2 separate regions of the Homo sapiens genome follow, and region 2 is linked to region 1. Evidence: read pairs that join two places in POLR2A ChIA-PET (ENCODE). Cell type or tissue: IMR-90. All regions are shown on one strand. Each heading gives the region's core, and the rest is flanking DNA. Links, peaks and the distances in the headings are about the cores only. Region 1 overlaps ROCK2 (Rho associated coiled-coil containing protein kinase 2). Region 2 overlaps LINC00570 (long intergenic non-protein coding RNA 570).

Region 1 (2,921 bases), core at 209-2,708:
TGCTCCATCGATATTGGTTATGTTCAGATCATTTTAAGCACATTAATTTTTTTTTCTAATTTTTCTTTATAGTATATTATGATATTTCAACGGCAAAGAATCTGTTATTACTAGCAAATTCTACAGAAGAGCAGCAGAAGTGGGTTAGTCGGTTGGTGAAAAAGATACCTAAAAAGCCCCCAGCTCCAGACCCTTTTGCCCGATCATCTCCTAGAACTTCAATGAAGATACAGCAAAACCAGTCTATTAGACGGCCAAGTCGACAGCTTGCCCCAAACAAACCTAGGTAATAAACTAAAATGTGGTAAGGAAAAAAAAAAAGTCTATTAAAATATTTTGCTATTTATGTTCAAACTACAAATTTTCCTAATTAGTTTTCCTTTGCTTTGTATTTTAGTTAACTATGGAATACCAAATGTTGGAACTGTCTTAATGTGCATGTCATGTTCATCGATTCAGATGAAAGTAATATAAACTTACTTACTAAATCACACACATACAGTAAATTCAACCAAAAATCTTTAAAGATTTTTGTTATGTTTATTTGTACAATAAATCCTCACTTAACATTGTCCATAGGTTCTTAGAACTTACAACTTTAAGCAAAATAATGGCTGGTCCTGGAATTAAGTTGTTTCCTTCAAAATTGTTCTGTTATAACCTTGATGAGAAGAAAATGGTTTTGTTATACTTCATTTAGCTTAAAGTCATACTTTCCAAGAACCTGTCGATGATGTCCAGTGAGGACTTACTGTATAATAATATAATTTTCAGCTTTTATAAGCACTTGAGTAATTTAATAACTTAAAAGATAGAATTAACATTGTACACAGACCTCACATTGTCAAGTGCACACACTGTGTTTCATATTATAAGCTTTTATTATGTTGGGTGACTTGGGAGGCAGGTTTAAAATCAGCTTAAGTTTTAAATCAAATCTATAAATTTAAAACAGTAACTTGAGTGTGATTTTAACAGCAACATAGACCAGCTTTAAAAATGCAAATATTAGCTAATGGGTAAAGTGGTTATTCCTTGGAATTGAGGTAGAGTTAGGAAAATGGAGTAAGGTCAGGGATGATCATTATGCACAAAAACATTTTGATGGAGCCATTTTCGGATAGCTATGTGAAAGTCCTTTAGTTAAATATCGTGATTCACAATAGCCATTTCTTGGCTTACTAACTACTTCAGCATTTATAAACATTGCTATCCATTGAACATGAAATGAACACAAGAATTTGGTTAGCTAAAGGAAAAAGCATATCCTTTGATCAGGTATCTGATTTCAGGTATCCTTTTGGTTCCCTAACACAGGACCTTCAGTATATGAATATTGATAGCATTGGCTGTATTGTCAGAAATTCTAATCACAAACATCTTAGATGAAACTTTCTGAAACTAATCTCTCAAGGAAATAATTTAGAATGACAAAGGCAGAATTGGTGTTTCAGCAGTGAAAATGTTGAATATTTTGTGTGAGGTATGATAAAACTAAACAAAATTAATGATTATTGACTAAAGCTAAAGAAACTCAGAATTCAGAGACACTGAAGGCCATTTCAAGTGCCTTCTGTAAAACATCTGAAAATTAAATTTCTATTATTAATATTGTAGAACTATTAATGCTTAAATGGTATTTTAATACCTTATAGTGTGTAGTGATTTCAGTTTCCAAAGTACTTCTCTGTGTATTCTTTTCTCTCATTTAACTTCTTATATATTATCTCATTTGCTCTTTAAAATAGTCCTATGGAATAGAATAGGTATTGTTATATTTGTTTTTGATTAAGACTCCAGAAGGGGTTTGTCTAGATCTAGAACTATAATAACTCCAAATATCCTTTTGATACATTTTTTTCTTTTGTGCTATTTGACACATTAATGATTTCACTACATACGATAACATATATGGAATTAGTTTATGAGGCACGCTCCCAGTTATGTAACAGGCTGTTTTTATGTACACTGACTTACAAATACCTTCCTTTCCCAGTCCAAATCAGCATTATGGTCTATTTGAGAGTACATTTACTTTTGATTTTTGTTACTTTTTTTTTTTTTTTTAAAAAACTTCTGGCCTTGCCCTGTGAATCATTCTTCATTGATTTTTTTAAAAAACACATTTTGTCATAGCAACGGTAAGTAGTAAGGATTTCTTTCCCTCATATCTGCATGTAAATAAAACTAATATCAAAATTGACTGTAAAATGTGTAGTGTATATTTTGTGAAAAAATTCATTTAATACATTCTTTGAAATTCTAAACATAAAGGTGGTCACATTTATAATATAATTTGGATTTTGTTGTACATCTGCAACATTATTTCCATTGTTTTTGGCATTTGAGTCTCCATTGTTTCATGTACTCCTAGCATTGTGTCTGTATCTCTTACATGAATCAATCAACCTGCATTTTATTATTATTATTATTATTATTGAGACAGGGTCTCACTCTGTTGCCCAGGCTGGAGTGCAATGGCACGATCATGACTCACTGCAGCCTTGACCTCCCAGGCCCAACTGATTATTCTCCCACCTCAGCCTCCCAGAGTAGGTGGGACCACATACATGCACCATGACACCTGGCTAATTTTTTTTTGTTTTTATTTTCTGTAGAGATGGGGGTCTCCCTATGTTGCCCAGGCTGGTCTCAAATGCCTGGCCTTAAGCAATCCTCCCACCTCGGCCTCCCAAAGTGCTAGGATTACAGGCATGAGCCACCACGCCTGGCCAGTATTCCATTTTGAATGTCACATTTTAAGAGTCACTTATACAAATTGAATGGTATATAGATGAGAATAACAGAGGTTGCAGTATGTCATTTGAAAGTATTATGTAGCAAGCGAAGGAACTGAGGATATTTTGTTCTCTAAAGACATTATTTGAAAGTGTGAGAGATCATAAATAGCACTAAACAGT
Region 2 (2,921 bases), core at 120-2,619, 210 kb before region 1:
GGAGTGCAGTGGCACAATCTCCGCTCACTGCAACCCCCAGCTTCCAGGTTCAAACAATTCTCCTGCCAAGTAGCTGGGATTACAGGCACATGCCACCACGCCCAGCTAATTTTTGTATTTTTAGTAGAAACGAGGTTTCACCATGTTAGCCAGGCTGGTCTTGAACTCCTGACCTCAGGTGATCTGCCCGCCTTGGCCTCCCAGGGTGCTGGGATTACAGGTGTGAGCCACCACACCGGGCAAGATCTTGATCACGCAGAGGCCACCAATGAGATTTGCTACTCCAGGTGTCCCTTGACAGGCCTGGTGGCGGGTTGGATTGGGAAGAGGAGATCGTGGAAACACCGGATGGATTAAGTGGCTGGAAGGAGAGGCAGGAGAAGCTCTCAAGGGACATGCTCTTGTTTTAAAATAGGCACAGCAAAGTGAAACTGCCCCCAGCAGGGCTGCTGTCCTCGCTCTCCGCTCTGGGGCTATCCCAGCTCACCGGCCATGCATGCCCCACTAGCAATTTTCTTCCTGCCAGGAGCTTGGAGCAACCTGAGTCCACACCAGCTCTCACTAAGCTAGGCCTTATCCACCTGCTACTCAGGTGGGAGGGATCCTGGATGCTCAGTGGCTTCAGCCAGGGCCACAGGCTGGTTCTCAGCAGTCTTCTGTGAGCAGCAAACAGAGCCCAGAGGTTGCAAGGGCAGGCCTGGGTCTGCTCTGAGGGGCTGCAGCACAGCCTAGAACCCCGTGGCATTTGTCAAATGGTGGCAGCAGCTCTGAGAATTGTGTGCTGTATCTGATCACAAAGTTTCATCTTTCCGCAGCATAAGACTTTGCAGAAAAGGACAGTGGCTTTGCCAAGGACCAAAGACTGAGTCACTGCTATTGTGCTGGAGTGAAGAGAGGGGGATCAGAAGAGATCTCTGGGCAGGAACAATCTTACTACTATTGTTACTTTTAATAATTCTAATAATAGGGTCACAATTGTATTTTTTTCCCAGAGTATTGTCACCTGTATTGACTCGTTTAATTCCCACAATATCCCTCTGAAGTAGGAAAGCGAAAGCTGGGGGTATTGGATTCACATTTAAGAAATGAAGAAACTGAGGCTCAGAAAGGGTCACCGACTCCACAGGATCACACAGAGAATCAGATGTGATCTCAAACTAAAGGTAATACTAATAACAGTTGTATCATCTAGGGTCCCCGCAGGAAACAGTGGCATTCTCCAAAGAGGTAGTTCCTAAGAGTGTAATGAAGGGACTATTTACAGAAGTGGGCACAGGTTAAGGGTACACAAGAAGGGAAGCATCTGAGGCCAGCAAGAGCAGGAATGCCCTGCCACCCCGACGCCTGGAGGAGCAGAGAGAGCGGGCAGAACCTCAGTGAGAGATTTGCCGGTAGGAGGGGGCCACCAGGCAGGAGCTGAGAGAAACACAGCCATTGCCAGACCCACAGAGTGAATACCTCATAGCTCTTCCCTCCCAGCCCCTCCCATTTCCTGTTGGTGCCTCCCATAGGGCAATTACGCGCATTGCCTGCAGTCCATGAGGTCAGCTTCCCACAGCTGAGGGCCAGTGGAGAAGGGTGCAGAGCAGATCCGGAGGAAAATGGAAAATACCCAGCTGCGATCTGCTGTGTCCTGATTACATGGCAGGAACCATACTAGGGACTAGGTGGTTTCGCGTAATCCTTGCCGTAGTGCTGTGTAGTAGAAACAAAATCTCAGATGGCCAACTCAGATGTATAAGGAATGAAGCAGGCCGGGCGCGGTGGCTCACGCCTGTAATCCCAGCACTTTGGGAGGCCCAGGCGGGCGGATCACGAGGTCAGGAGATCGAGACCGTCCTGGCTAACACGGTGAAACCCCGGCTCTACTAAAAGTACAAAACAAAATTAGCTAGGCGTGGTGGCGGGCGCCCGTAGTCCCAGCTACTCGGGAGGCTGAGGCAGGAGAATGGCGTGAACGCGGGAGCTTGCAGTGAGCCGAGATTGCGGCACTGCACTCCAGCCTGGGCGGCAGAGTGAGACTCCCTCTCAACAAAAAAAAAGAAAAAAAGAAATGAAGCATTTGGCTTCACGCAGTGGCTCATGCCTGTAATCCTGGCACTTTGGGAGGCCAAAGTGGGTGGATCATTTGAGGTCAGGAGTTTGAGACCAGCTTGACCAACATGGTAAAACCCCGTCTCTACTGAAAATACAAAATTAGCGGGGCATGGTGGCCGCACACCTGTAATCCTAGCTACTCGGGAGGCTGAGGCAGGATCACCTCTTGAACCCGGGAGCGGAGTTTGCAGTGAGCTGAGATGGTGCCATTGCACTACAGCCTGGGCAACAAGAGTGAAACTCCATCTCAAAAAAAAGAAATGAAGCAATTATAGTTTTTTTAAGTATATAATTTAATTTCCAAATGGAGCCTCCATTCTGCTAGGTGGCAGAAATTTTATGTCAGCTCATGGTTTCTTCAGCCAGTTCTGGATCCCAGCACAGCCCAACTCCTTGAAAACGTCTTCCAGGAGCTTTGTGTGTGTCCATGTGGCTTCCCAAGTACCCAGTCACCAGCTGCTTCTATCCATGGGTGCACACTGACATCTCTCAAGGCATCCTTCTTCCCATCTGGTCTCTTGTCATTGGATCAAATTAATGAGTGCCTGTCCCAACTATGTGATCTCTCTAGGTCCTATTCTCTTTCAACCCTCTAGGGAACTCAGGAAACATTGGGCTATTGTCCATAATGTGGTGATGGTGGTGGTGATGGTGGTGGTGGTGGCGGTGATGGCAGCGGCAGTGGTGATGGCGATGGCGGCAGCGGCGGTGGTGGTGGTGGTGTCACCCGAGGCTGCCTTGGTCCAGCCAGCACGCAGCCTTCTCTATTCATTCTCTCTTGTGTGGACCCGTGGGGGAATTCTATGAGTCTTGCCACTTCAGGG

The links. Peaks named below come from ENCODE experiments on the same cell type or tissue, not always from the same donor. Only the 100,000 strongest peaks of a DNase experiment are listed, where the experiment ranks them.
Region 2: POLR2A ChIA-PET joins it to region 1 with 10 read pairs; 5 of 35 experiments call an interaction of 5 or more read pairs at or near these places.

What each region holds. Positions count from the first base shown.
Region 1 is chr2:11,189,513-11,192,433 of GRCh38, reverse strand. ROCK2 (Rho associated coiled-coil containing protein kinase 2) reads left to right here. Exons shown (of 33, transcript NM_004850.5): 32 at 73-286. Among named protein-coding and RNA genes, the nearest start is that of SLC66A3, 36 kb to the right of the region's middle. In IMR-90, for the core only: no CTCF peak of the experiment used is centred there; no DNase peak of the experiment used is centred there.
Region 2 is chr2:11,402,526-11,405,446 of GRCh38, reverse strand. It overlaps LINC00570 (long intergenic non-protein coding RNA 570), which reads right to left. Exons shown (of 3, transcript NR_047499.1): 3 at 2,370-2,921. Among named protein-coding and RNA genes, the nearest start is that of LINC00570, 10 kb to the right of the region's middle. In IMR-90, for the core only: no CTCF peak of the experiment used is centred there; a DNase peak (open chromatin) is centred at 1,506.